Linked DNA regions of Homo sapiens: region 1 is linked to region 2. A link is an interaction called in ENCODE POLR2A ChIA-PET data of the cell type or tissue named here. Cell type or tissue: GM12878. All regions are shown on one strand. Each heading gives the region's core, and the rest is flanking DNA. Links, peaks and the distances in the headings are about the cores only.

What was found. ChIA-PET counts read pairs that join two places held together with the same protein. Peaks named below come from ENCODE experiments on the same cell type or tissue, not always from the same donor. Only the 100,000 strongest peaks of a DNase experiment are listed, where the experiment ranks them.
Region 1: POLR2A ChIA-PET joins it to region 2 with 5 read pairs; 18 of 35 experiments call an interaction of 5 or more read pairs at or near these places.

Annotation. Positions count from the first base shown.
Region 1 is chr20:63,727,150-63,734,357 of GRCh38, reverse strand. ZGPAT (zinc finger CCCH-type and G-patch domain containing) reads right to left here. Exons shown (of 7, transcript NM_181485.3): 3 at 1,006-1,139; 4 at 619-771. Among named protein-coding and RNA genes, the nearest start is that of LIME1, 5.9 kb to the left of the region's middle. RefSeq lists enhancers at 1,466-2,008, 2,009-2,552, 5,250-5,749, 5,585-5,904. In GM12878, for the core only: no CTCF peak of the experiment used is centred there; a DNase peak (open chromatin) is centred at 3,407; H3K4me3 peaks cover 697 bases; H3K27ac peaks cover 2,572 bases.
Region 2 is chr20:63,849,304-63,862,031 of GRCh38, reverse strand. ABHD16B (abhydrolase domain containing 16B) reads right to left here and starts at 534. Exons shown (of 1, transcript NM_080622.4): 1 at 1-534. The coding sequence starts at 491. ABHD16B-AS1 (ABHD16B antisense RNA 1) reads left to right here. Exons shown (of 2, transcript NR_165314.1): 2 at 1-817. RefSeq lists silencers at 3,327-3,486, 7,386-7,435 and enhancers at 7,679-8,532, 10,707-10,806, 10,887-11,046. In GM12878, for the core only: no CTCF peak of the experiment used is centred there; no DNase peak of the experiment used is centred there; H3K27ac peaks cover 1,365 bases.

The DNA.
Region 1 (7,208 bases), core at 970-4,969, 120 kb after region 2:
TGGTTCAGTCCTCCTTCACCAGGGACATGGGGCTTCAGAAACCACCATCACTGATCCCTGGGTACACCTCCAACATGCAGACCCCTCCTGGACTCAGCCCGCCATGCTTGGGTCAGGTGACCTCCCACATATATACACACACACGCACACGCATACACACACCCCTCTGGAGAGCTGGACACTGCCCACCAGTTCCCATTCCCGAAACTTCCATGCTGGCTGTCTGGACACAACCTCTGTCTGCCAGGATCCCAGGCACCCAGGTCCCAAGTCTGAGAAGCCATGCAGAGGAGCTGCCCCTCCTGCACTCCAGGCCCCATCAGTTGGTCATTTTCTGTGACTTCCTCGGCAACTCCAGGCCCCTCCTCTCCCATGGCCACAGCCACGACCATGGCCTCCCATCAATGAGACTGTAGCTGTTGCACCCACACTCCTTGAAGATAAAGGCCGCCACGGATCTACCCCTACCCACACGGCCTCCTCAGGCACAGGTGGCACCCTCGCCGCAGTCACACACTCTCCAATAGTTTGGTTAGATGGTTGGTGCCCTCACCGGCCAGGAGCCTCTCAGGGTGACCCCACCTTCCTGGCTCCTGGGCTCCGCAGCTGCTGCCATACCTCTGGCATAGCTGGAGTCACCCGTACCGTCGCTGTCTGAGTCGGACTCTGTGGCCTCTGTGCGCAGTGGGGGCAGGATGCCGTCCCCCTCCACCACGGCCTCCCTCAGCAGCAGCGAGTCAAACTTGACTGTGTAGTAGCCGTTGTCCACATCTGGGGGCAGAGACAAGCTGCAGGTCAGAATCCTTGACAGCAGGTGCCACTGAAGGGAACCACCCTGGACATGAGGAGCAAGGCAGGGCAGAGGCTGAGGGTAGGTGTGCTCATTTCGGGCCCAGAGCCAGAGTCCCGACACTCAACCCAAAGGAAGCAGGGAGCAGCCACACAGTGACAACACACGTGGGGCCTGGGAGGGTGTTCCCGGGAGGCCCCCACGGCCAGCCTCACCGGTGATGCGTGCTGCGTGCCAGAGGCCATCCTGGTGCTTGGCCAGACACGCAGAGCCGGCCTGCAGGGAGCTCAGGTCTGGGTCCTGGAAGGGGCGCAGCTCATCCAGAGAGACCACCTGCCCATGGGAGAACCTGCAGACAGAGCCGTAAGGGGCAGGGCTCAGACATGGGCCACCAGGGGCAAACCAACCCAGGAGCACTGACCCATCCGCCTGGGCACTGTCCTGAGGGAGACAGACACACACGCGTGCGTATACATACACACTCTCACACACTCACGCACACACATACACACGCACACATACACACACACATGCACACACTCACGCACACATACACACATGCACATATACACACGCACATACAGATACACATGCACACATACACTCACACATACACATATATACACACTTGTGCATATACATGCAGGCATATACACACACATGCATATACACACGTACACATACACGCATACGCACACGCGCATATACACATGTACACACACATGCACTCACACAGGCACACACAAGTACACATACACACGCATAAACATGCACTCACATGCATACACACACGCATATACATACGTACACAGGCATACACACACATATACAGACATACACATATACACATACACAAGTACACATGTATACACATGCATACACACATGCACACAGGCATATACACATGTACACACACATTAACACATGTACTCACACGTCATACACATACACAGAGACCCTGACACGCGTATAAACATGCACTCACACATGAACTCATGCAAATACAGATGCAGTCATACATGGATATACGCACACGCCATCTCACCCACACGCGCGCACACGTGCCCTCACCCACACACATACGCCCTCACCCACACACATGCGCACACAAGCACCCTTACCTACACACATGCGCACACATCTCTCACCCACACACACGCACACACAGGCCCTCACCCACACACATGCGCGCACACACACCCTGACACATGCACACACACACCTCACCCACACACGTGCACACACATGCCCCCTCACCCACACACATGCACACACACACGCCCTCACCCACACACATGCGACCTCTCATCCACACACACGTGCACGCACACATGCACCCGCACCCAAACATGCACACACAGATGCACCCGCACCCACACATGCACACACATATGCAGTCACCCACACGCGCACACACATGCACCCTCACGTGTAGACTGTCACGTGCACTCACTCATATATGCATATACACATACATGCACACACATGGCATGCATATACACACATGCATATACACACTCACACTTGCATACACACGTAGTCTCTTGGTATCCATGGGAAACCCCCTGTGCAAACCAAAATCCAAGGATGCTCAAGTCCCTTATATATAATGACATAGTGTTTGCATATAACCTACGCACATCTTCCCACGTACTTTAAATCATCCCTAGATTACTTGCAGTACCTAATACGATGTAAATGCTATGTAAATAGTTGTTATACAGTGTACAGACGCAGCCATCCTTTTCTTCCCCAATTATTTTCAACTCGAGATTGGTTGAAATGATGGATATGGAACCTGCAGATACCAAGGGCCAACTGTACACTTTACACACGTATGCACACACAATCTCACACACACAAAGGGCCAACTGTACTTTACACACATATGCACACACAATCACACACAGGGCCAACTGTACACTTTACACACATATGCACAATCACACACACACCAAGGGCCAACTGTACACTTTACACATGTATGCACATGCACACATACACACACCAAGGGCCAACTGTACACTTTACACACGTATGCACACAATCACACACACACCAAGGGCCAATTGTACACTTTACACACGTATGCACATGCACACATACACACCAAGGACCAACTGTACACTTTACACACGTATGCACATGCACACATACACACACACCAAGGGCCAACTGTACACTTTACACACGTATGCACATACACAATCTCACACACACAAGGGCCAACTGTACACTTTACACATGTATGCACATGCACACACACACACAGTCTCACACACATCACACACACAGACACCCGCATTCTCTCTCGGGATGGACTTGGCTGCTCCAGAATATGCCCCGTGTGTCCCATCGCCTCTGCTGGAGTCACAGTGTGGCAGCAGCCTTCTGACAGCAGCTCCCACAGCCTCACTACTGCACAGGCCACAGCACCAGTGCATCAAGGCAGATGTGCTGGGGGTGTGTATGTGCATGACTGAGTCCTCCCCCAAACTAGGAGAACCTGCTTATGAAATAGTGATGCCTTGACTTTTAGGCATCAGTGAACCAGTAAAATTAAAACCAAAACCGAGACACACACACACACACACACAGAGAGAGAGAGAGAGAGAGAGAGAGAGAGAGAGAGAGAGAGAGAGAGAATGAAGAGGAAATGTGGGGACAGACAGAACTGCAATCTTCAACTTTGCCAAATAAAGACATGAAAAACCAACCGCCATCCACTGCTGCCATGCCATCGTTTCAAAAAGGAAGTTCTTTCAACCCCACAAAAGCAACTGAGGGGCCAGGTGCAGCGGCTCACGCCTGTAATCCCAGCACTTTGGGAGGCCGAGACGGGTGGATCACGAGGTCAGGAGTTCGAGACTAGCTTGGCCAACATGGAGAAACCCGTCTCTACTAAAAATACAAAAATTAGCCGGGTGTGGTGGCGCGTGCCTATAGTCCCACCTACTCGGGAGGCTGAGGCACAAGAATCGCTTGAACCCGGGAGGCGGAGGTTGCAGTGAGCAGAGATTGTGTCACTGCACTCCAGCCTGGAAGACAGAGTGAGACTGTCTCAAAAAAACAAAAAAGGAGCAACTGAGGACAGGCCTTCAGCCCGTGACATGGAGCCAAGGCTGTCTTTCCAGTAGGAACGGGTGGGTGGAGCAGAGTGAGGTGGAACAGGGATTTTGTCTCATGCGTAGACAAAGGTGGCCTCGTACACCTCCCCAGGCCAGGATTTTGGGCGGTTCCTTCTAGTGCCTACTGTTCTTAGGCACACAGGGCCCTGCCAATGACCGGGGGCGCCAGGGGCTACAGGACTGTGCCTCAAATGCACTGCAGCAGAGACTGGCTGAAAGGAGACTGAGAACATGTTCAAAAAGAGAGGGTTAAACCCAGAGTGAATTCGATTAAATACGCCCCTTCAGCACACCCACACCATCATTAGTAAAACCTCTTCTAGAATATTTGACAATATTAAAAGCCTTGAAATTTGTAAACTCTTTAACCCAGAAAGTGCTTCTATTATTTTGTGTGTGTGTGTGTGTGTGTGTGTGTGCGCAGTAGAGTCTTGCTCTCTTGCCCAGGCTGAAGTGCATGGTAGGATCACAGCTCACTGCAACCTTGACCTCCTGGGCTCAAGCAATCCTCTTGCCTCAGCCTCCCAAGTGGCTGGGACTATGGGAGTGTGCCACCATGCCAGCTAATTTTTGAATCTTTTTGTTGAGCCAAGGTCTTGTCATGTTGGCCAGGCTGGTCTTGAACTCCTGGGCTCATGTAATCCTTCCGCCTCAGTGACATGATTTTTAAGGAGAATGTATGTAAAGATTTGGCCACAAAGATATTAACCAAATATGAAAAACTTGGAAATAACCTAAATTTCTAACCATGGAGAGAAGTTAATGGCATATCCATGAAGTTAACTGAAAACCAAGAGAACAGGCAAATCGATCAATGGAGCAAAAGAGAGCCTCCAGGAAGAGCCCCCCCTCACACAGAAAGCCTCGTGTGGCAGAGGAAGCATCACAGATGGGGTGCAAGGAGAAAGACGATGGATTTCACAAGAGAAAATTAAAAACTGGGTTTTCATACATAAAAGATCCCAACCCAATCACCTACCTCACAGCATTGACAGAAATACATTCCAGAATTAGTAAAGACTTAACCCTGAAAACAAACAACATCTAAAACTAAAAGAAGCTTCTGAGTTCCAGCCACACTCAAGTAGAGAGGTCGTTGAATCGAATATGGGCCGGGAGCGGTGGCTCACGCCTGTAATCCCAGCACTTTGGGAGGCTGAGGTAGGCGGATCACTTGAGGTCAGGAGTTTGAGACCAGCCTGGCCAACGTGGTGAAACCCCACCTCTACCAAAAATTTAAAAATGAGCCGGTGTGATGGCGTGCGCCTATAATTATGCTACTCGGGAGGCCGAGGCAGGAGAATCGCTTGAACCCAAAAGGCAGAGGTTGCAGTGAGCCAAGATCGCACCACTGCACTTCAGCCTGGGTGACGAAGTGAGACTCCATCTCAAAAAAAAAAAAAAAGAAAAAAAGAAAAAATAATCTAAAACTAGACAAAATTATCAAAACTCACTGATTTAGAACTTTTCAGAGTTCTGGAAACTGACCAAAGCTGAGAACTCACTGAGAAGAGATTCTTCTTGAAAAATGTTGGGCCTTGGGCCAGAATACTGGGAAGTCTACAGCCTTTGCACCTGGGGCTGCCCCTGGCTCCTACTCCTGAGTCAGCAAATCTGAGTGATTTACCAGGTCAAGGCTGGCTGCAAAAACCAGCAGCAGCAGAGGTGGATGTGGGACAGAAGGGAAAACCCAGGCCTCGTAGTTAAAAGTGGTGACTCGATAAACACTTACAAAGAAAACTGACAGCCCTGATCATTTGGGGCTGTGATCCCAGCTGGAGTGAGCACTGGGCCAGCCAGATACTTAACAGGAAGACTCTGAAAATGAGAGCCACAGAAGGGCTCAGCTCTCCCAGGAAGGGCCTGGCTCTTGAGGAAACCACTGCAGGTGTTGGGAGCTCCAAGAGAGGCCAGGGTGAAGTGAAAGCAAAGAGAGAGGGGCTGGCTGAACTCACAACGTGCTCTGAAACCACATGGTGTGGTGGGGAGCCTTTTGGGTTAGGAGTGTTTGAGCACACCCTCTTGCCCAAATCCCTGGCTGACCACTACCATATGCAAACACAGAAGCAACTGCTAGGAAGCCAGACTAAAAAATAGAATTTAAGGCCGTGCGTGGTGGCTCACACCTGTAATCCGAGCACTTTGAGAGGCCGAGGTGGGCGGATCACAAGGTCAGGAGATCGAGACCATCCTGGCTAACACGGTTAAACCTCATCTCCACTAAAAAAACAAAAAATTAGCCAGGCATGGTGGCACACATCTGTAATCCCAGCTACTTGGGAGGCTGAGGCAGGAGAATTGCTTGAACTCAGGAGGTGGAGGTTGCAGTGAGCTGAGATGGCACCACTGGCACTCCAGCCTAGGCAATACAGCAAGACTCCATCTCAAAAAAAAAAAAAAAAGAATTTAAAAATCTGAGCAGAGATATCAGAGGCTGCAGGGGTGGGTGGGCAAGTTTTGCAGTTTAAGTCCAAACAACTTAACTAAAACAAACAGAACACAAGACTCAGGAAAACAACTCAGAATCCAGACATAGATCATCTGAAATGTCCAGTATTCAACAAAAAAAATTATAAGACAGGTAAACAGGAAACCATGATCCATATTTAGGAAAAAAAGCAGTTGATATAATCTGACTCTGAGTGGGCCCAGATGTTGAGTTTAGCAAAGACTTCAAAGCAGCTACTATAAGTATGTTCAAATAATTAAATGAAAATATGATGGCAATGATTCAGGAAATAGAGAATCCTTTTTTTTTTTTTTTTTTTTTGAGACCGAGTCCCACTCTCTCACCCAGGCTGGAGTGCAGTGGCATGATCTCAGCTCAATGCACCTCCACCTCCCAAGTTCAAGCAATTCTCAGGCCTCAGTCTCTGGAGTAGCTGGGACTACAGGTGTGAGCTACTACGCCCAGCTAACTTTTATATTTTTAGTAGAGATGGGGTTTCACCATGTGCCTCACCTGAGGTCAAACGTTCAAAACCAGCCTGACCAATATTGAGAAACCCCGTCTCTACTAAAAATACAAAAATTAGCCAGGCGTGGTGTCATGAGCCTGTACTCCCTGCTACTTGGGAGGCTAAAACAGGAGAACTGCTTGAACCCAGAAGGCAGAGGGTTGCAGTGAGCCGAGATGGCACCACTGCACTCCAGCCTGGGCAACAGAGGCAGACTCTGTCTAAAAAAAAAAAGAAAAAAAGAAAAAAAAAAATCAAATGGAAATTCCAGAGTTAAAAAGGACAATCACTGAAAGGACATTTTTAGTGAATGTAGTGGGGAGGGCAGGATGA
Region 2 (12,728 bases), core at 5,297-9,296:
GGGTGCTGGCGGCGGTCCATGAACATAGTGTCGATCTCGTTGCCGTCACAGGCCACCAGCTTGGCGCGCCGGCCGTGGTAGCGCTCCACGAGGCGCTCTTGGCCCTGCTGCAGCAGCGGCAGCAGCGCGCGCGTCATCAGGGACACGGAGCCGGGGTACACGAGCCAGCGGCCCAGCGAGTGGGCCAGCGCGTAGCTAGCGAGCTGGCCGGGCAGCTCGCGGAGCTGCTGCAAGAGGCACTGCGCCTGGCTGCGCGCCCCACGTGGAGGCCGCCCCAGCGCATCCCCGCCCAGCGTCTCGTCCCGCAGCAACCACACGCCCGCCGCGGCTGCCGCGCAGGTCAGCGCCCGGTGGCTGCTGCTCCGGCCCACGGCGCGCACGTCATCCCAGCGGAAGGCCACGGGCCAGCCGCGGAATGGGTAGGTGTAGCTGGCGGTCAGGTAGATCTTGAACACGCGCACCAGCGCCTTCACGAAGCAGATGACGCACATGAGCGGTGGCCCTAACGCCCAGCCGCTGGGCCGGGATCGCCGCGAGAGGCACAGGGCAGTCTTAGGGGATACCGGCTCCCGGACAAGCCCTGATGGCCTTTGTGACCTGGCCTTCCAGGGCGGAGGGAAGGCTGCATCCTGTTGCTAGGTGATGGGTGCACAAAGGGTTCCCAGAGATGATGAACCCAAGGTTCTGCCCGTCCCCCGCCTTCGCCAAGACCCCACCAGCTAAACGCTCCCAGGCCCAGCTTTCCCACCCATGATTTGAGCAGCTACTGTCTCCCTCTTTCTTCCTTATTTATTTATTAAATTGAGATGGGGTCTCACTATGCTGCCTAGGCTGGTCTTGAACCCCTGGGCTCAAGCGATCCTCCCGCCTCCACCTCCCACAGTGTTGGGATTACAGGTGTGAGTCCCTGCACCCCGCCTCCACCTCCCACAGTGTTGGGATTACAGGTGTGAGTCCCTGCACCCCGCCTCCCTCTTCCTTAAATTTAAGATGGACAGCCCCACGGGCCAAAAAGGGACAGCAAGGCCTCCTCCGCCTGTACCAGGCTTGCTGTGGGTCCTGCAAGTTTCCCTTCAGGGTCTGCTGGTTTAAACCTCATCTCCCCAGGACGGCCGGGGTCAGAGACAGGGCTGCTGCTGCACCAAAAAGGCGGTATTTGCTCTCGGCCCGGCCCCTCCTCTCCACACCTTCCTTCTTCGGTGCTGACCAGAAACAAGCCCTCTCCTTTTCTGGATCCTCTTTTCACTGGCTGCCAGCAACAGCAGTGACCTTCTGGGGCGGGTCCTGCCTGGCTGGGGTTCCTCTTTCTCGCTCCTGGGTCGAGCCCCCACTCCCAGGCTGCGCCTCCCTCTTTTCTGGAGAGGTATCTTTTCTCCTGCCCTGGAAAGGGCCAGCCCACCTGAGGGCAGGGTCGGAAGCCGCCTGCCAGGAGGAGCCCCAGGGAAGAGGGCAGCTCCAGGTACTCAACAGCTCCCCAGACCAGAAACAAACATGCTACAATCAGGGAGTTTGGCAAATCCAGCCAGAGCCTCTGAGCCCAGGTGCCAGGCCCGCCTGGGACCCCAGCCTTCTGGGGAAGGGGTAGTTTCAGGCTGAAGCACCCCCTCTCTGCTCTCCTGCTCAGCGTCTGGGTTAGAGGCACTGCCTGACCCTAACAGGCCCCGCCCCTAGTTGGGGGAGTCAGCTGCTGCCTTTAGGGGTTGGGGGACAGAAGACAGGGACCAATTAACAAAGGGAGCGATTTGGGGGGCTATTACCCCCATTCTAGGTTGCCAGATAAAATACAGAATAATATGCCAGTTAAATTGGAATTACAAATAAACAAATACTTTTTGGGTATAAGTATGTTCCAACTTCTGCTTGAGACATTATTTTAAAATTGTTTATCTGAAATTCAAATTTAACTGGATATCCTGTTTTTTCTGTTTGTTTGTTTGTTTGTTTTTGAGACGGAGTCTCACTCTTGTCGCCCAGGCTGGAGTGCAATGGTGCAATCTCAGCTCACTGCAACCTCTGCCTCCTGGGTGTTCAAGCAATTCTCCTGCCTCAGCCTCCCAAGTAGCTGGGATTACAGGTGCCCGCCACCATGCCCGGCTAACTTTTTGTACTTTTAGTAGAGATGGGGTTTCACCACGTTGGTCAGGCTGGCCTCTAACTCCTGACCTCAGGTGGATCACCCGCTTTGGCCTCCCAAAGTGCTGGGATTACAGGCAGGAGCCACCGCACCCGGTCTAGATATACCCTGTTTTTAAATTTGTTTTTGTTTTGCTAAATCTGGCAGTCCTACCCCCAGGCACACACACAGTTGAGATCCAGATTTTCCTGGTTATCCAGCTTTGATCTCCGATTGGCTACTGTGCTCATTGGTCAAAGCCTGAGGACAAAGAGGGTGTCTCAGGGTCCACTGGTGCACCTGTCACACCATCCTTTCCACTGGGTCCTGGGCAGCAACAGGAGCCCTGCCCCAGGAGGAAACACACAGGGTACTGCCCCTGCAGCCAAGGGATGGGCAAGGCTTCCCCTGGGGATTGGTGGTTCTGGTCCTGCTCAAGTGTCCACCCCTGACCCTGTGGGGAAAGGAGCCTGGTGGATAGGGGTGGGGATGGAAACTTCTGCAGAGGGTGGGAGATGATTCCTTTCCCAGGAGCCTCTTTCATAAACTCAGCGGCTGCCTACTCTAGGCAGGTTGGGGCTGTGGGCCCAAAGGCTACCGGCCCATTTTGTGTGAGACCACAGGAGTGAACCCAGCAGCAGAGCCGAAGTTCTGACAGGAGGTGTCCCTGCCACCTCAGTTCAGATCCTGGCAGCGGCAGGAGTCCTGGAGGACTGTCCACGCAGGATGTTGGACGCACTAAACCTTATTTTGATTCCCCTGAGCAGATCCTGCTTGGAGGAGCCTCGTCCTCCTGGGGGCAGTCTCCCAGCTTGATCTGCTCTGGGACTTGTTTGGAAATGCAGGCTTTTCTTTAGCCAGGCCCACCTGCCCTTAGCTTCCCCCACAACAACCCACCCACACACACACACAGAGCAGGAAGTTCTTGAGAGGAGGAGGGGAGAGCCTGGGACCGGATTCTGAGGGGCAGAGGTCAGCGGGCTGGAGCCGCTGGCCCCCAGGGGTTCCATGCCTCATCCTGTGTCTGGCCCAGCCCCTGATCCCACCAGCCCACGGGAGTCCAAGTGCCCCAGAACCCCCGGCTCTGTTGAGACAGGAAAGCATGTGACAGGAAGGGAGCTGTCCCCTCTCCAGAAGAGCCCCCAGACGACCAGCTGCAGCAGCCATGACCTCTTGTGCCTCCACCGCCATCAGCTCAGGGAAGTGTCCACAAGGTGGAGGTGGGGGCTGTGTCCCTGCTGATCTGTTTGTGGAGGCAACCCCCACCTCCACCCCGGTGCCCTCCACGCCGACATCTGAGCGTGCACCCACCCCCACAGGGCCTGCCAGTCTCTGAGCCCTCCACCCCTTGGTTCCCACCCTCCTGCATTGGGCCCTCCTGCACTGGGGCAGGGCTCTCCCCCTGGCCAGTCCTGCCAACCCTCCTGCACTGAACCCTCCCTGGAGGCCCTTGATTTATGCCAGTGGAGCCTGCAGAGCCAACCTTGGAGAAGGAAGGAGAGGAGAGAGAGAAAACCAGTCCCAGAGGCCGGAGGGGCAGGAACCAGGATCAGAGCCCCTGGCAGAGGGCATCCGTCAGGGAGTGAGCCGACCCCAGCAGCCCTGGACTCAGGGAGCAGTGCCCAGGCCTTGGGAAAACTGAGGCTACCCTGGTGGGTGCGGGAGCTGAGTCTGCACAAACGCCTCTGCTCAGGAAATGGGGTGCAGGGAAGGTGGGGGTGGCTTGGAGCCCAAGGACAGGAGGGGATGCTTCCTGGAGGACGCAGGGTCAGGAGAAGGGGCGGAAATGGCCAAGACAGCTGCTGAACATCTGGAGTCACAGAGAATTAATTGCTCAGAGCCCTCAAGGACGGTGGGGTTGGTGGGGGAGTGGCGTACACTGGAGCCTTCTCCGTCCTGGCTCCCTGCAGGGCCTGTGCTCTGGGCCTCTCTCCTGCCCGGGATGAAGGACACCAGTGAGCAGCCCTCCCCAGAGTACCCCCCAACACCCATCCCAGTACACACCCCTGGGGGCCATGCTATGTATATGTGGAGGGCTCACTGTCCTCCCTGCCTACAAGCACTGCCACTGCAGCCTCCGGCCCCCCGACACTGGCATTTGGCTCCTCCCCAGGCCTGTTCCCCGTCTCCTGTGGGAATGAGCCAGGGTCTCTCCAGAATCCTTGACACAGTGCCCTGCATTGTCAGGGGAGGGAGTGGGGACAGCTCCCCACATCAAGGTAAAGTCTGGGTTGGGGTCAAGAGCCCTGCAGGGGCCAGGCCTGGTGGGTCGAGCCTACAGTTCCAACCACTTGGGTGACTGAAGCGGGAGGATTGCTTCAGGCCAGGAGTTCAAGGCTGCAGTCAGCTATGATCGCACTGCTGCACTAAAAAAAAAAAAAAGTCCTGCTGGCCTGTGTGATGTAGGCTGAATTCTTCTGGGGCAGTCTGCACCATTTCTGCAGACTCCAGTGCAGAAATGGTAGATCGTCCCCTGGGCCCCATACACACACTTTGAAGGGTATGTTCAAGGCCCAGGCTCACCCCGGCTTGGAAGACCCTAGAGCAGGGTCCTTTCTCTCACTGCAATAACCAGTTTTTGATATAAGTGCTCATTTTTGTTATTCGAAATGTAACATTCTCATCATACACAGTGACGCAGGGATGTGAAGCGATTAACCGTTCTTCCCACACTCCTCGTAGACATCCAGACTTGCTAGTCGGGACCGTGTCTTTCTCACCTTCCATTTGCCTACAAACATATACGTACAGAGAGTCTTATCTAGGGGTCTTCTGTCACTGGCTCGTACAGAAACAGACCTGGTGTTCATGTCACTCTGCAGCAGGCTTGCTCTTCTCCGAGGTGTGTCCTGAGCGCCACTGCAGTCTCGCAGCACAGGCCTGCAAATGCCCCCAGGGTTCCTGCCCTGGCACCACTGTGTCCACTTCTGCTGTCGGACACACGGGCTCCAGACCTCTCCCCGCTGCAGACACAGGGCATCGCGCACTTTTGTTCAAGGACCCTGGCCTCTAGGGGCTTTTCTTTTCTTCTTTTCTTTTCTTTTTTTTTTTGAGACGGAGTCTCGCTCTGTCGCCCAGGCTGGAGTGCAGTGGCATGTTCTCAGCTCACTGCAAGCTCCGCCTCCCGGGTTCACGCCATTCTCCTGCCTCAGCCTCCCAAGTAGCTGGGACTACAGGCGCCCGCCACCACGCCCGGCTGATTTTTTGTATTGTTAGTACAGACGGGGTTTCACCGTGTTAGCCAGGATGGTCTCGAGCTCCTGACCTCGTGATCTGCCCACCTTGGCCTCCCAAAGTGTTGGTATTACAGGCGTGAGCCACCGCGCCCGGCCCCAAGGGGGTATTCTTAAAGCCAAGAGCTTTGCCCCAGTTGCTTTTCCACAGGTTGTGGTTGTGTCGCCTGCCAGTCTTTGAGGGAGCTTCTCCGCAGGCTCTTCTGCCACGCCGGCGGCTCCGTGCTTTTCTCTGTATTTTTATTGGTCCCTCTGTGTTGTATATTCAGCAAATACCGATCCCGGCCTCTGACCAGGCCGGCACCAGCAGCCATTCCGCCCCGTGAGGCGATCCGCTCCGGCTTTTCACGCGTTGCCCCTCGGAGACCCTCACCTGGGGGGGCGCGTGGTGACCAGATGGAAAACACAGCCTGTATCTCGGACAGTCAGCCCCGGGTGTGGGTGAGGAGGGGGGATGACGCTGGGCCTGGATTGGGGGACACATGGAAAGGGTGGGGGTCCCTTGGCTCTTGGCCTAAGAGCCAGTTTGGTGCTTCCTGGCCCCTGCATTTGGCCTCTCCAGCCTGCGTCCCAGGTGGACCAGGGGCCCAGCCCAGAGGGCCTAGGATGTGTTTCCCCACAGGAGTCTCTCGTGAGGATTCCGACTCCACCAGGGGTCCCAAGTCCACGGGAGGCCACAGAAGTTGCCCCTTTTTCCTGGCTCCCCCAAGTCGTGGAACCATCGAAAATCCCTCAGGGCGACGGCCCGTGTGCCCCTGCACCTTCTCCCCTCCCCGTCTCCACCGCACCTGCAGCTCGGGTGGTGGGTGGTGGGGACGGGCCGCAAGCAGGCAGCGGAGTGGTCAGAAGGACTGGAGACCCAGCCCTCCCTCCCTGCGCCCAAAGACCGAGGGAGGCGCGCCCAGCTTGTGTCAGCAGGGGTGGGGTGGTCGCTGGCAGCCAAGTCAAGGTCCTTGGTGGGGACCCCGGCGAGCTGGATGCGCAGCCCACCCCCAGCCCTTCCTTCCTGGGGTGGGTGGCTCCCAGCTGCCGGGTGGGTGGGCTGAAAGCCGGCATCTGCCAGGGTCCGGGCGTCTGTGCTGTGAGCTCAGGGACCGGGGCTCCTTCAAGGCCCTAGATCTGGGGGAGCCTCCGGCCCTGAAGCTGGGCTGGGCGGCGGTCCCTGGATGCCTGAGAGTAGAGGAGGAGGGGAGGGGAGGGGAGAGGAGAGCCAGTCCGGGACAGGATGGACAGACTTCGGGCATGCAAGGTCACCATGAACCCGGGTTCTGGCTGGCAGGAGAGGAGGAAGCTTCGTCCGGGGTCCCCACTGCCCTGCGGCCACAGCTCGGGGAGGAAGCTTCGTCCGGGGCCCCCACTGCCCTGTGGCCACAGCTGGGTGGTGGAAGCTTCATCCAGGGTCCCCGCTGCCCTGTGGCCACAGCTGGGGGGAGGGCACAGTTCTTGGGCCGCGCCTCCCCGCACTTCCCGAGCTGGGTCTGAGTGGATCTAGGTTGCAGCCCTGGCGGCTCCTTCTAAATCACTTGTGCAGATTAAAAACGGCAACTGTCCCAGAGCTGACCCCAGGGGACCCTGAAAGCTGCCCCCCGCCCCCCAGGCACTCTCTGTTCTCAGCGTCTGCCGGACTCTGGGGCGGCTGCTTCTAGGTCCCCGCCCCCAATACCTCCGCCCAGGCCGTCCCTGGGGAGCTGGCGCCAGGTCAAGCCCACCACAGCCCGAGGCCTGGACAAGGAGCCCCTTCTCCTTTATGGCCCCTCCCCTCCCGCCCCCCTTCCAGTTGGAAAGTGGGGAGGAAGGAAGAGAGGAAAGGAGTAAGAAAGAGAGGCTGTCCCGAGGGGTCCCGCAGGGGTGCCCCCACCACGGTTCCTGTCGCTTCTCTGACTGGGACTGACTCCGTGGCCAGGCCACCGAAACCCACAGGCACCAAGCAGAGACGCAGGTACCCCTAAAGGTGGCCCCTGCCTCAAGACAGGATCTGGGGGCCAGGAAGGTACCTGGGCCTTTGCCCTGAGCCAACCCAGGAAGGCAGTGGGACGGGCAGCATAGGAGCAGAGGAGGGGCTCTGCCAGGGCCTCCATTACCGCCTTGTGTCTCCCGTCCCAGCCCTGGGATCCGTGCTAATCACGGGGGCTGCCCACCCCTGCTGCTTTGAAGCTGCCCTGAGGGGAGGGGGGGCCAGCTGCCAGGGGTGCGTGTGCCCGCCCAGCCCCTCCAGCTGCGTGGGAGCCTGGACTGACCACAGGGCGGCCAGCAGCCTTTGAAGTACTGGGGTGCGGCCACAGGAAGTGGGCGGCAGCCCACCCAGGCCCTAAGCCCCACCTCCCCAGGGTAAGCGCCTGGTCCACCAACTGGGCTGGGAGCCCAGCCTGCAGCGTCCCCTCTGCACTCCAGGTGTGCCTGGGCTGGGGACTGCAGCCTCTCCCCCAACCCCTAGACCCAACCCCAGCCCCAGTTTAGCCCAGGCTCCTTCAGGGCGGCAGTGGGGCCAGGAACTGGGCCCTCTCCCTCAGCTAAAAATAGCAGGCCTCAGGCTTTGTGGAAAGCCCCTGGGGCGGAGGAGGAAGGAGCAGGCCAGGAGCTGGGGCTGCAAGGAGGGAGGCCTTGCAGGAAGTGCCCGGGTGCCCAGGCCGCCCCAGCAAAGGCTCCTGGTCAGCCGCTCAGCCCCCTGGAAAGTCCCAGGCAGTGCTGACCTGAGTGGAGGGTGAGGGTGGCTGACCTGAGTGGAGACAGGGACCAGGAGGGTGAGGGTGGATGACCTGAGTGGAGACAGGGACCAGGAGGGTGAGGGTGGATGACCTGAGTGGAGACAGGGACCAGGAGGGTGAGGGTGGCTGACCTGAGTGGAGGCCGGGACCAGGAGGGTGAGGTTGGATGACCTGAGTGGAGACAGGGACCAGGAGGGTGAGGGTGGATGACCTGAGTGGAGACGGGGAGCAGGAGGGTGAGGGTGGCTCACCTGAGTGGAGGCCGGGACCAGGAGGGTGAAGGCGGCTGGAGCCTGTCACATTCCAGGTGGGCTTCCCCTTCCACCAGCTGATGTCCTTCTGGGCCTGGGTGGTCTCCCACCATGGATACCAGGAGGGCAGGATGAAGGCAGTTCTCCCTACCTCAGTCATTCTCTGCATCTGGTGATGACCTGATCTCCCCACCTTCCCCCTTTACCATCCCTAACGGGAATCATTCATTCGGCGGACGTATGTCACGGGCCTGCTGGGCTGGACGAAGCACTGGCCGGTCCCATCCTTGCCCTCAGGGTATTTGCTGTGAGCAAGTAGGGATTTAACCCAAAGAGGGGTTTTATTTTATTTTATTTTTATTATTTATTTATTTATTTGAGACGGAATCTCGCTCTGTCGCCCAGACTGGTGTGCAGTGGCGCCATCTCGGCTCACTGCAAGCTCCGCCTCCCGGTTTCAAGCCATTCTCCTGCCTCAGCCTCCCAAGTAGCTGGGACTACAGGCGCCCCTCACCATGCCCGGGTAATTTTTGTATGTTTAGTAGACACGGGGTTTCACCATGTTGGCCAGGATGGTCTCAAACTCCTGACCTCAGGTGATCCACCCACCTCGGCCTCCAAAAGTGCTGGGATTACAGGCATGAGCCACTGAGCCTGGCCTATTTTATGTTTTAATTTTATTTATTTATTTATTTTGAGACAGAGTTTGTTCTGTTGCCCAGGCTGGAGTGCAGTGGCGCGATCTCCGCTCACTGCAACCTCTGCCTCCTGGGTTCAAGCAATCCTCCTGCTTCAGCCTCCCGAGTAGCTGAGATTACAGACTCGTGCCACCAACTCCTGACCTCAGGTGATTCTCCCACCTCAGCCTCCCAAAGTGTTGGGATTACAGCCATGAGCCAATATGCCTGGCCTAATTTTTGTATTTTTGGTAGAGACGGGGTTTCACCATGTTGGCCATGGTTGCCCAGGCTGGTCTCAAACTCCTGACGTCAGGTGATCCACCCACCTTGGCCTCCCAAAGTGCTGGGATTACAAGTGTGAGCCACCACACCCAGCCTAATTTTTGTATTTTTAGTAAAGACAGGGTTTTACCATGTTGGTCAGGCTAGTCTCGAACTCCTGACCTCAGGTGATCTGCCCACCTCAGCCTCCCAAAGTGCTGGGATTATAGAAATGAGTCACTGCGCCCGGCCAAGAAGGGTTTTGCAGGAAGCAAACACCAGCAGCTGCCATCCTGGAGGGGAGGTGGATCAGGAGCTGAGACCAGAGAGATGGGTAGGAATTCACCCTGTGAATTAGGCTGTGGAGTTGGGGCTGACCCTGGGAGAGGCCCTAGTGCTGAAGGAATAAGAACAGAGGCCAGAGTGGCTGGGACCTTAGGGACCAGGAGGAATGAGGCTAGGGATGGGGAGTGGGGAGATGGGTAGGGCTTTGCAAACTGGTGCAAGGAGTTGGAAAGGAAGCCAATTTTTTTTTTTTTTTTTTTTTTTGAGACGGAGTCTCGCTCTGTCACCAGGCTGGAGTGCAGGGGCGCCATCTCGGCTCACTGCAACCTCTGTCTCCCTCGTTTAAGTGCTTCTCCTGCCTCAGCCTCCTGAGTGGCTGGGAATACAGGCGTGTGCCACCACGCCCGGGTAATTTTTGTATTTTTTTTTTTTTTTTTTTTGAGATGTAGTCTCGCCCTGTCACCCAGGCTGGAATGCAGTGGCGCGATCTCGGCTTACCACAACCTCCACCTCCAGGGTTCAAATGATTCTCCTGCCTCAGCCTCCCCAGTAGCTAGGATTACAGGCACACGCCACCACACCCAGCTAATTTTTATATCTTTAGTAGAGACGGGATTTCAGCATGTTGGTCAGGCTGGTCTTGAACTCCTGACCTTGTGATCCGCCCACCTCGGCCTCCCAAAGTTCTGAGATTACAGGTGTGAGCTACCGTGCCCGGCCTAATTTTCGTATTTTTAGTAGAGATGGGGTTTCACCATGTTGGCCAGGCTGGTCTCAATCTCTTGACCTCGTGATCCGCCCACCTCAGCCTCCCAAAGTGCTGGGATTACAGGCGTGCGCCACCGTGCCCGGCTGAAAGGAAGCCACTTCTAAGAAGCTCCTGAAAATTTCTCAGCTAAACATTTCTCAGCTCCTGTCTGCATGTCAGCGAGGTAATGGGTGGTAAATGCTGGTGGGAAGGCTGGAGAGCAGGGAACAGCTTAACATACAAACCATCCAGAGACTAAGTCCGGAGTGCTTGGGAAAGACCACGGCGTGCAGCGGGTGGGGACTGAGTGGATAGACGTCTCCGTTTGCCAGGTGTGGACTCCCCAGGACCGGGTGCAGCAGAACGTCCAGACATGGGTTTTGGGTGGCCCCCATCTTCCTGGCTTGATTTTCCCTACAATGGGCAGTGGTTTAGGTGCTGGCAAGGCTGAAGTTCTCAGAAGGGTGCCACAAAAGGAGGGACATTTGAAGACTTCCCACATTTTCGAGAGAGTGACTAAGAGTGGACCACAAAATCTGAACTGGATAAGAAGGAAGCCAAAGAAAGGGGAAGGCCGCCTGTTTTGGAGAAAGGAGGGTTGTCCTGGAGCGAAGCGCTTGGTGAGGTGTAACAGCCGGGGAGGGGGGCAGTTGCACCACAGAGGGGGAAACTGCAAGTAGTCATTTCAGAGTGCGTGGGTTTTGGTGACAGCTGGCTCCAAGGTGTGAGTGAGCATGGGTGCCTGAAGTAGGGGGAAGTGGAGGGGCCACATGACATCTCCCCAGGTGAGTTCAGTTTCAAGGAGGGCTGAAGCAGGCGTCTCCAGGCTATGTGAGGTCTTCCCCATTACGACCATCCACCCACGGCTGCATCACTGCTGACGGCCGCGGTCGCTGCCACCTCATTTACCGCAGTCACCGTTGGCATCTTCTGTGGTGCCTCCAGCCCATCGTCACCTCCCCATTGGCATCACCAGGACCCACTGTCCTGGCACCGCTGCCATCCACCCATTCACCCAGTGGGTGAGTGTCTGTTCAGAAGATCCTCCAGGCGAGCAGTCGTGTTGAGCTCTGGTCACTGCAGCAAGCAGCACAGGCAAGGTCCTTGCTCTTAGGGATGCAGTCATGGGGTGACCAAAACATATAAAGAGATTCAGGCCGGGTGCGGTGGCTCACGCCTGTAATCCCAGCACTTTGGGAGGCCGAGGCGGGCGGATCACGAGGTCAGGAGATCGAGACCATCCTGGCTAACACGGTGAAACCCCATCTCTACTAAAAATACAAAAAATTAGCCGGGCGTGGTGGCGGGCGCCTGTAGTCCCAGCTACTCGGGAGGCTGAGGCAGGAGAATTGCTTGAACCCGGGAGGAGGAGGTTGCAGTGAGCCCAGATCGCGCCACTGCACTCCAGCCTGGGCGACAGAGAGAGACTCCGTCTCAAAGAAAAAAAAAAAAAGAGATTCAGGAAAGGAGACGTAGCGTGACTCAGCATCCCGCGCCCAGGTATTTACCCAGAAGAGATGAAACACGTCCGCAGGAAGACTCGCCTCAAACCTTTGTAGCAGCAGCGTTCGCAAAGCTGAGAAAACCAAGTATCCATCAGCTGGCGAGTGGATAAGCGAACAGTGGCTCATCCCTACGGTGGGAAGACAAGGCCGCCGCTACGGGGTGAATCCCAAAAACAGGATGCTAAGTGAGAGAAGCCACACACAAAAGACCACGTGCTTAGGGCCTCCTTTACGTGAAATCCTAGCAAAGGCCAAACTATCCTTACAGAAAGCAGATGCGTGGTCGGTCGGCGGGGCAGGGGACCCGGCGGCAGCGGAGGTGGCAGATGCGTGGTCGGTCGGCGGGGCAGGGGACCCGGCGGCAGCGGAGGTGGCAGATGCGTGGTTGGTTGGCGGGGCAGGGGACCCGGCGGCAGCGGAGGTGGTTTCCTGCTTTCCCTTTGTCCAGGCTCTTCAAGTAGGATGCTTAAAATTGGTAAATATCGTTGTATGTAAAATTATGCTTCAATAAAACTCAATTTTTATTTTTATTTTATTTATTTTTATTTTTATTTTTATTTTTGAGACGGAGTCTCGCTCTGCCGCCCAGGCTGGAGTGCAGTGGCGCGATCTCGACTCACCGCAAGCTCTGCCTCCCGGGTTCCCGCCATTCTCCTGCCTCAGCCTCCCTAGTAGCTGGGACTACAGGCGCCCACCACCACGCCCGGCTAATTTTTTGTATTTTTAGTAGAGACGGGGTTTCACCATGTTAGCCAGGATGGTCTCGACCTCCTGACCTTGTGATCCGCCTGCCTCGGCCTCCCAAAGTGCTGGGATGACAGGCGTGAGCCACCGCGCCCGGCAAAACTCAATTTTTAAAAACATGTAAAGATTTTGAGTCGAACCTCAAAAAACACAACGGGAGAGGTGGCGGAGGAAGGAGACGGCGTCCCTGGCAGAGGTGTCAT